2 separate regions of the Homo sapiens genome follow, and region 1 is linked to region 2. A link is a contact called in ENCODE Hi-C or POLR2A ChIA-PET data. All regions are on one chromosome and are shown on one strand. Each heading gives the region's core, a stretch centred on a gene start or an enhancer-like site at or near the end of the contact. The rest is flanking DNA. Distances are from core to core; before and after follow the strand shown. Region 1 overlaps FGR (FGR proto-oncogene, Src family tyrosine kinase). Region 2 holds the start of GPR3 (G protein-coupled receptor 3).

Evidence for each region. Hi-C counts contacts between places; a loop is a spot of excess contacts on that map. ChIA-PET counts read pairs that join two places held with the same protein, here RNA polymerase II (POLR2A). Pooled maps may share reads with other maps.
Region 1: a pooled map shows a loop between it and region 2 (2.9-fold over the local background). The contact joins the enhancer-like site here to the promoter of GPR3 in region 2. A Hi-C loop is called at or near these places in 1 of 37 single-sample maps with no recorded cell type and 4 of 50 pooled maps. POLR2A ChIA-PET finds 5 or more read pairs at or near these places in 3 of 52 experiments (K562, activated B cell and naive thymus-derived CD8-positive, alpha-beta T cell).

What each region holds. Positions count from the first base shown.
Region 1 is chr1:27,628,921-27,633,928 of GRCh38, forward strand. The region is part of intron 1 of FGR (FGR proto-oncogene, Src family tyrosine kinase); the gene reads right to left. Among named protein-coding and RNA genes, the nearest start is that of FGR, 3.8 kb to the right of the region's middle. RefSeq lists enhancers at 2,982-3,482, 2,991-3,040, 3,171-3,310, 3,711-3,760. Within about 2 kb of position 2,776, at least 25 of the 41 ENCODE cell types and tissues checked have a DNase peak (open chromatin) inside an H3K27ac peak, as active enhancers do.
Region 2 is chr1:27,391,143-27,396,169 of GRCh38, forward strand. GPR3 (G protein-coupled receptor 3) reads left to right here and starts at 1,480. Exons shown (of 2, transcript NM_005281.4): 1 at 1,480-1,595; 2 at 2,652-4,672. The coding sequence starts at 2,657. The coding sequence ends at 3,649. RefSeq lists enhancers at 96-632, 633-1,169, 1,707-2,242, 3,071-3,868 and a silencer at 1,184-1,683.

The DNA.
Region 1 (5,008 bases), core at 1,526-4,025, 240 kb after region 2:
GTATGCTGAGGCGTCAGGGGATGTAGGGCACAGGGTATGACATCTGCATGGCCCAAGGCAGGGAGGGGCCACACTGCATGTAGCCATGTTCATGCTGTTTTGTCAGAGGAAAGAAAGAGATGGGGAAAGACAGAAAAAGGAGAGGCAGAAAGAAAGAGAGAGAGAGGCAGAGTTTGAGAGATACAGGGAGATAAAGAGAAAGAGCCAGAGAGACAGAAAGACAGAGAGATAGAAGGAAGAGACAGAGACAGAGAAACACAGCGTGGTATGCTGGTAAACTGACTCTCAAAAAAAGAAAAGAAAAGAAAAGAAAAAGCCCTGATTTGTCACATTTTCTGATTTCCATGGTGTAAATATTCCCACAATGGCTGATTTAAAGCTACCAAAGTGACTTCCTGAAAGCTGGGGTGGAAGAGACACACAGAATGAACTCCCCTGAGCCAGTAAGTAGCTGGCTCCAGCACACACTGCCAGAAAGAAACAGAGACAAAGAGACAGAGGCAGAAATGAGAATTAAGGAGAAAGAGTAATCAAGAGACAGAAAGAGATAGAAACAGAGAGAGGCAGAGATGAAGAGAAAGAGAGAGAGAGAGCTAAAGAGACAAGGAGGGAAAAAGACGGAGGGAGAGCAGATTGGGTTCACTCTGCTCAGACATCTGCATGAAAATAGCCCTAGGACTCTTCATCCTCCTCTTGCTCTGATCTCTATGTGCCACCAATTCTTTGGAGAGTAATTTGACTTCCTAGAAATCCAGGTGGCAGTAAAAATGAGCTAATTTATTAAACAGTTACACAGTGACTAGCATCTTGCCAAGTAACTCCCAGTCATGGTCTTATTTGGTGAACCTATGAGGTGGGTTTATGACTACCCTTATTTTACAGATGAAGAAACTGAGGCACAGAGATGTTAAGTAACTTGCCCAAGATTACATTGTGAGTAAAGGATGCTAAAATGCAATGCTGATCAACTTGTTGCCAAAAACCACTGTAACCACTAGTCCATTCTGTAATCCTAGTAGAAGCAATAATGCAAGCTTGTCCATCCCATGGTCCATGGGCCATATGCAGCCCAGGACAGCTTTGAATGTGGCCCAACACATATTAGTAAACTTTCTGAAAACATTATGAGATTTTTTTTGTGATTTTTTTTGAGACGGGGTCTCACTCTGTTGCCCAGGCTGGAGTAAAGTGGCACAATCTTGGCTCACTGCAACCTCCGCCTCCTGGGTTCAAGTGATTCTTCTGCCTCAGCCTCCTGAGTAGCTGGGACTACAGGCGCGCTGCCAACACGCCTGGCTAATTTTTTGTATTTTGAGTAGAGACGGGGTTTCACCGTGTTAGCCCGGATGGTCTCGATCTCCTGACCTCGTGATCTGCCCGCCTCGGCCTCCCAAAGTGCTGGGATTACAGGCATGAGCCACTGCACCCGGCCTTTTTTGCAATTTTTTAAAGCTCATCAGCTATCATTAGTGTTAGTGTATTTTATGTGTGGCTCAAGACAATTTTTCTTCTTCCAATGCGGCCCAGGGAAGCCAAAAGATTGGACACCCCTGCAATAACGTGTGTCTCTTAAGGAGCACCTAGTGTTCTCAGCCCTGTGCCTCATGCTCTAAATCCTTGATACAGCAGGCAGGGCGCAGGTGGGGGGAGGGAGGGGCGCAGGAGAGAGAGAGAGAGAGCCATATCTGCCCAGATTTTCTCAGGCAGTCGCTGAATCTGAAGAAGCCAGGTCTCTCTTTTCTCAGCACTGAACTTCGCTGCCTGCTAATACCAGAAAGGGGGCAGCTCAGAGAGTAGCCACAGCATCATTCTGGGCACTTGGTTCTGTTTATAAATATGTCTCTTGAACATCTGGTTTACAGGAGTCGCCTCCGAGATCCCCATCAGGGTCAAAATCAGGTTACAAGTATCAAACTGAGGTCCAACCCTGGACCGCAGTGCTCCTCACTTCAACATCTGCCCTGTGGCCCTCCCCAGCTCCATTCTTCAGTAGCTCTATGACCTTGGATCTTTGACATAAGCCTCTGAGCCTTAGTTGTTGCATCTGCACCTTCTGAGTAGTTGTTGTGAGGGCTTCATGACATGTGGCTCTTGCCCGATGTGCAGTGGCCAAGTGTGACCAATAACCAAAACCAGAATGGCCCCCAGGGACCATTTACCACTCCACCTTCTCTTTTGCATAGGGGGAAGTTACTTTCCCAGGATCACACAGCCAGACAAGGGATTCAAAGTCAGGACTATTAATTCAAGTCCAGAGTTCTGTTCCCTCCCCCACTGCTGTGTTCTCCAAAGCCTGAGCAGGAGATCATGCTGTTCCTAACTAGTGAATGTCATACTTCCGGTCGAACACACCACCCCTGTCATATGGCAGCTGGTCACCCAGCAGGGAGGGACCCTGCCTCCCACTCACCCCTACTGCTGGACATAGGAACCCCAGGTCCACCCATCCTTTTTCGAGGCCCACACTTCCCAAAGCTATGCCAGTTCTTTGATGTAGACACAGGATGTCCTGCCCCCGCAACCCTCACCAAGTATCTGTGGGATCTAGAGGCAGATTTAGGCTCAAATTCTAGCCTGCCTGACAACTAGCTTAAGGCATTGGGCAAGTCAGTTCATCTCCCTGAGCGGCAGCATCTTTGCCTATAAAATAAGAATACAAATGTCCACCTCCTGGGGTTGCTTCTCAGCATCAAATGGGGTCACATCACTGAAAGCATCAGACATACAGTAAGTGCCCAGTGAACTTTCACTTCCCTCCTTTCCCTTGAGGAAGGTCCTCCGTGGCAGTGACGGTGTGGGACCAGAGGGTACAGAACTGGGCAGGGCTGAGAAGAAAGAGAAGTTCCCAGGGTGAGGTGAGAGGGCTGAGCTGGCCCAGCCGCCTGGGGGATTTCATCAAAAGGGAACCGGGACTTTGGGCAGGGGCAGGAAACCACCATCCTGCAAGAGTTCCGGCTTCTCCTCCAGGCTCTGGGCTGGCCGGGGGCAGGCCAGGGCTGGAGGGTCAGGGAGCAAGGCTGAGGTCTGCAGGTGACTCCCATCCCACTGTGCCGCATCTCTCACTAGGCCCTATCCCTCAGACCGGGCGGGCTTCCATCCCTCACCCTCAGTCCTCTCACCGAGACCCTCCACCTGGCTGAATGCCAGTGCCTTTGCTGAGGCCCCCACTGCTCATTAACTCCCTTTCTTTCTTTCTTTGTTCTTCTTCTTCTTCTTCTTCTTTTTTTTTTTTTTGAAACAGTGTCTCATTCTGTCGCCAAGGCTGGAATGCGATGGTTCGATCTCGGCTCACTGCAACCTCTGCCTCCCGGGTTCAAGCAATTCTCCTGCCTCAGCCTCCTGAGTAGCTGGGATTACAGGCGTCTGCCACCATGCCCAGCTAAATTTTTGTATTTTTAGTAGAGATGGGGTTTAGTCATGTTGGCCAGGCTGTTCTTGAACTTCTGACCTCAGGTGATCCACCCACCTCGGCCTCCTAAAGTGCTGGGATTACAGGCGTGAGCCACCGTGCCCTGCCTTCATTAACCCCCTTTCATCTCACACCATCCTTTCTTGAGGCCTCGAAACTGCCTCCTGAAGAAGACATACCCACCCAACCCTGTCTGACTCCACCACCACCGTGGTGAGGCCAGGTGTGTGCAGGATCGGGGGTGGCCTTTACCCTCCATGTGGTCCCGAGGCCATTAGCAGTTTTTTCCACTTCTTGTGGGTAAAAGTGGTTTTCCACCTGTTGCTGAAAACCACCCACCAGCCTCTAAAACACAGCTCTTTAGATGCCATCTGGCCTGGGACTCAGGATTTTCAGGAGATGGAAGCCATGGCGGCGGGGGGCGGGGGTCCAGGGGCAGCCAAGGGATGGGAGTCTAGATTTCACAGTGTGGCCAGACAGGAAGCCCCCTCCCTGGTCCCTCAGGGGAGTGGGGCGGTGAGGGGGACATCCTGCCTTTTCCCACCTTAGGTCAGCCCAGTCTGCTCTGCGTGGGAAGAGCCCTGGCCCCTACTTCCCCAGCTCTGGGGTTCCCTACCCAGCCTCCTGAGGTCTGGCCACTTCCTTTGCCACATCAGCCCCAGGTGGCTGCAGAGATCACCCAAACATCCACTCATATGCTCAAGGGTTCATGCTCATTCACTCAGAGCCCAAAACATACAAACACTCACACCCTCACTGGAGGAGGGTGTGAGAGCACCTACTCACTGGAACAGGAAGTAGTCATGAAGCCCCTAAACCCCACACCCTCCTCCCCGGAGGGTACATGAAACTTGGTAGGGATGAGGTAAGGATTCAGGCCTCAGCTCAGGCTACATCAGAGACGAGATGTCCTGGAATTCTGGTCCCTACTGTTGGCCCTGCAGGTTGCCAACTCCCAAACCTCCATCTTCCCATCTGTGAAGTGGGAACAGGGTCCTGCTCTCCCATCATCACCACAGTCGGAAGGATGCCAAGGACATCAGGGCCCCTGAGAGTACACACCCGAGGGGCGGCCAACTGGATGCAGCACCAGAGAGGGTGTGAGACAGATTTTAACTCTGCTGACCTCCCCAGTATGGGCTCTCATCAGAGCCATAAACTATTTAGACGCCAACTGTGTGCTGGTCCCTGGAGGCCCTGTCAGTGAGAGCCGGGCAGTCTGGTCCCCCTCCATGCTTTTTGTTGTTGTTGTTGTTTACAGACAAAATCTCACTCTCTCATCCAGGAGCTCTCACTGCAGCCTTGAACTCGTGGGCTCCAGCGATCCTCCGGCCTCAGCCTCTGGAGTAGCTGGGACTACAGCAGGTGCCACCACTTCCAGCCTTCTGGCTAACTATATTTTTTTGTAGAGACAGGACGGGGGTCTCCCTGTGCTGCCCAGGCTGGCCTCCTCTGCATGTTTTTGAGAAGGTGAAGGGGAGGCTCGCTGAGTCAGGGATAGCCCTTAACCCTTCAGGACACTCAGCAAAAACTGCTTTCTGCACCTGATTCTCGTGGGGGAAGAGTGGACACAAGGATCATTTCTCACCATAGTTCAGA
Region 2 (5,027 bases), core at 230-2,729:
TTCTCCAGCTCCGACCCCCTCCTCCTCCCATGTTCCCTGCCACTTGACCTTCTGCTGCCTCACACTCAAACCCAAAACCTGCCTGGTGGAGGCTGACCATGGGGGCTGCAGTGATGGTGCTGTGATGGGGGTGTCCAGTGGGGCCTGGGATCCTCAGGCCTCTTAACCTCATCTTCCCCTCCCACAGGCCTGCATGATTCCAGGGAGCATCAAGGCAAGAGACACAGGGAGAAGGAGCAGCCAGTCCCCCTGCCGCAGGACTGGCCACATCTGTCACATCTGGAGAAGTCTGCCCAGAGTGGTTCCCCTGGACTAAGGGCAGATGGCGTTGGGGAAGAGGGAGCTCTTTCTCCTTGCTCCACCCATCAGGATGCCTAAAATAGGAGGCTGAGAGGGGCCTGCCCTGAGGACTGAGCTGCCAGGCTTTCTGCTTCCAAGTTCTTCCCGGCTCCCCATCTCCTCCTGCTTCAGGGAAGTGCACCCCTCACCCCCTCCACGCTGGCTTTCTAGATACTGGAATAAATAATTCAGGTTTTGAAATCTTGCCAGGCCCACCCCTCCGGTGCTGTGAGGGCGCTATTGGGCTGACATGAGTGACGTCACCCAGCTCTTATCCCAGCCCCGGCATCACGGGACTTGCCCTGGCAGCAACTTACCTGCCTGGTCACTGTCAGTCCAGACCCTCTACCCTGTGCCCCTCACCCTGGAGCCCACTCACCACAGCCACCTGCTATCTTCGTTCCAGGGCCCCACAGTCCTCATGGCTTAGCATTGTCGCTTCAGTACCCCAGCCATTCTGACAGGGTAATGGTGACCTGAAGTCACCTGGACACTCCATGTTCCCAGGCCGCTGCCTCTGCCATCCCGGGGTCCCTGAACTCCCCCCTGCTGCATAGTCACCCTGACACTGCCATGGTTGCCCTGAGGGCTTCCCCTCTACCGTTAGCGTCCCACGGCCATCACCCCCCACCCCAAGATTCTGTCACCATGCTAATGTCGTCACTGCCACCCACCTCCCCGCTCCCTCGTGCTCCCTGTCATCGTCACCTCAGGGCCCCATCATCTTGGAAACCCTGTCATTCTCACCAGGGAAGCCCAACCAGCCCCATCACAAGCTCTTCCTTCGTCACCTGGATCTCGTCAGCCTCTCTGCCACCCAAGGGTCCCATCACCCCACAGCCTAGCCGGGCCCCCTTTCCACTCTTCCACCACGTTCCCTGCAGCCTCTCTGAGACTTCAAGGCTCTCGCACCGGCGCCTCTGAAACCCCCGGCCCGCAGAGGGCGCCGCGTCAAGGACAGCGCGGGCGGACTCGGGAGGGGGCGGGGCCGCAGCCACGGTCGCTTTTTATGAATGGGGGAGCGGGCGGTGCGAGGCCTTATTACTATGCCGCGCAACGCGCGCTGCGCCCCAGCGCGCCGCGCCCATTGGCTGATCGGACCGCTGACGTCACCGAACCGGTGGCCGGGGGCGGGGCGGGGTGACTCACGCCGCTTCTCCCGCGGCCGCGGGGGCTTCTCGGGGTCCACGCACGCCCTGCGCCGCCAGGACCCGAGCGGAGCCTCCCCGCGGCCCGGCCGCGCCTGGTCCTGAGCGGTGAGTAGCGGGCCCCGCCGCGGGCACCAGGGGTCCTGAAGGGCACGCAGGATGCTGGGGCACTGGGCCGGCGGAAGGCTCCTAGTGGCCGGCCGGGGTTCGAGTTCGAGGTGGGAATTCTGGGTTTAGGCGATTCTGGGTTAGCAGGCTTGGGCCCAAGTGCTCGAGTGCTGGGGTTGAGTTGGATGACCCGGCGAAGGGTAAGCATTCCTGCAGGGACCCGAGGCCCTGGAGGGACTGATGGTCATCTGAGGTTAAGCCGGCAGGAGGCGTCTGGGGCAGGGACCCAGGGGTCCGAACAGCAGGAGGTGTCCAATTTAGGAATCCAGGTATCCAGGCAGGAGGCAGAGTCAGGCCCAAAATCCAGGTGTCCGGGCAGAAGGAGGCATCTGACTCAGGGATCCAGTCTTCCAGCAGGGGGGTCTGCCCAGAGACCTAGAGATTCAGGCGGAAAGAAGGGTCCAGCCAGGAACAGAAGTCTGGGAGGGTGGGGGGTGGGGGGCTGAGTTCCCAGGTGTTACCGCGGGAGTGCGGGGTGATGGCTGGCGGGAGCTTCACGCGCATTCCCTGGGGGCGGAGTCTAAGGCTGGCAGTACTGAAAATCGTGAGGGGTCTGGGAGCCTCAGGCACGAGCTAGCATCATCATCTCTGATGGGAGGGAGCGGAGCTGCTCAGTCTCCCTGATGGGGTAGATGTTTCCCTACCCCAATCTTGAGCCTTCGGGGGCATCCCCTGGATCCTATGGCCCTCTTCCACTTATAGTACCCCTTCTTCTGTCTCTCCTCTGGTCACACACGTGGGAAAAAGAGACCTGCAGGACCTAGGACAGGGATCCCCAGGAAGAGACCCCTGTTTAGAGGCCTGGGGGCATTGGAGGGGACAGCGGTATCCTGGGAAGAGCCCCAGGGCATGAATGTGGGGATAAGGCATTGGGACCCTATCAGGTATCCTGAGGAGAGACTCCCACCACGTATCCTGAGAAGCACCTCACCCCCTCCAGACCCCAACTCCCATCACCCAGCTTGGTCAGCTTCTCACAAGGCCTTTCTCCTGCAGGTACCATGATGTGGGGTGCAGGCAGCCCTCTGGCCTGGCTCTCAGCTGGCTCAGGCAACGTGAATGTAAGCAGCGTGGGCCCAGCAGAGGGGCCCACAGGTCCAGCCGCACCACTGCCCTCGCCTAAGGCCTGGGATGTGGTGCTCTGCATCTCAGGCACCCTGGTGTCCTGCGAGAATGCGCTAGTGGTGGCCATCATCGTGGGCACTCCTGCCTTCCGTGCCCCCATGTTCCTGCTGGTGGGCAGCCTGGCCGTGGCAGACCTGCTGGCAGGCCTGGGCCTGGTCCTGCACTTTGCTGCTGTCTTCTGCATCGGCTCAGCGGAGATGAGCCTGGTGCTGGTTGGCGTGCTGGCAATGGCCTTTACCGCCAGCATCGGCAGTCTACTGGCCATCACTGTCGACCGCTACCTTTCTCTGTACAATGCCCTCACCTACTATTCAGAGACAACAGTGACACGGACCTATGTGATGCTGGCCTTAGTGTGGGGAGGTGCCCTGGGCCTGGGGCTGCTGCCTGTGCTGGCCTGGAACTGCCTGGATGGCCTGACCACATGTGGCGTGGTTTATCCACTCTCCAAGAACCATCTGGTAGTTCTGGCCATTGCCTTCTTCATGGTGTTTGGCATCATGCTGCAGCTCTACGCCCAAATCTGCCGCATCGTCTGCCGCCATGCCCAGCAGATTGCCCTTCAGCGGCACCTGCTGCCTGCCTCCCACTATGTGGCCACCCGCAAGGGCATTGCCACACTGGCCGTGGTGCTTGGAGCCTTTGCCGCCTGCTGGTTGCCCTTCACTGTCTACTGCCTGCTGGGTGATGCCCACTCTCCACCTCTCTACACCTATCTTACCTTGCTCCCTGCCACCTACAACTCCATGATCAACCCTATCATCTACGCCTTCCGCAACCAGGATGTGCAGAAAGTGCTGTGGGCTGTCTGCTGCTGCTGTTCCTCTTCCAAGATCCCCTTCCGATCCCGCTCCCCCAGTGATGTCTAGCTGAGTCTTCATGACCCTTCAACCCTGATTACTACAGAATTCCAGAATGTTAGGCTCTCCAGGGCTTCTTTCCAAACCCCCAGCTCCACACCCCCCAGACCCAGCTGGTTCTGGAGTTCTAGGACATTGGGTGTTTCAAGGTTCTGTTCAGATCCCTATGGGGGCCCAGCTGGCTCCACGGTTCCAGAATGTTCAGGTGGTCAGTGTTCTACTCAGAAATGTCTCACAGCCCAGCTGGGTTGCAATTCCAGAATGCTGGGAGTTTTACAGTGCCATTCCAAGTCCCAGATGTCCCTCTTCCCCCAAACTTGACCTTGACCATGTCACTTTATGTTTGAATTTCTGAGCTAAAGAGTCAGAGAGATTAGTCACATAGTTGCCTAAATAGGAGAGAGAAAGATTATATATGCACATATACAAAGACAGTGTCTATTTATGATTGATTTATTTATTTATAAATTTACTTATGGGTGGTAAGGGGCAAAAAAGAGGCCCACACCTTGATATCCAGGCCATACCAGGGTATCCCTTGTCCCTTCACCCCCATTTCTGACCTCAGTTCCTGGAGGGGGGAAAGGGTGAAAGAGAAACCACGTATTTTGTTATTATTTTGGATTATTTTTTATCGAAGAGATCATAGAAACCAGAGCCTTCTCCCCAGGCCTGCCCTCCTCGGGTTTGGAAGGGGAACACACCAGCCTCTGGTTTTTTATTTTTTTAAGAAGCCATCACCTGAGCAACCAAAAATTCCTCTGCGCTGGGGTCCGACTGCCCTCTGGTGGCCATTTGGGGAAAACTGCAGCCCGGCCAGGCAGCTGGGACCAGAATGCAACCCCAGCTCCACTCCAGCCTGGCGTCCAGGGCCACAGCCATGGCCTGGGGGCCAAGCCTCACCCTGCGGTGCCCTAAAGGAGGGGGGGCACGAGCCAACACCCCACCCCTCTGCCAACCGGGGTATGGCCCCCAGTGCATTCCCTGTTCCCGTCTCCAACCCAACTCAATAAAAAATGATTTTGTCATAAATATGTTTCCCTATGTGTGTGTGGAGGGTATGGAGTGGGGCCTGATGGGGGATGGCCTGGAATGAGAGGGTCAAGCCAGGCCTGGGGGGCCTGTTGGGGGATCTGGGGAGCTGGACAGAGGGTGGAGGGTGGCTGGCAGGTGACTCCTTCTCAGATGTCAGTGCCCCTCTGCTCAGACCTGGGCACTGACTGGCAAGGACCTTACCTCCTCCTGGTGACAGGAACCTGGGTGCTTGGCTCTTCCTGGGTCAAGGATGCTCACATCCTGCCCACACCGGCCACTGTGGGGCTTAGACATGATGAATATGCTCAAAGCATGTCAGTTTCCTTAATAATAATAGGTCCTACTTTTTTTT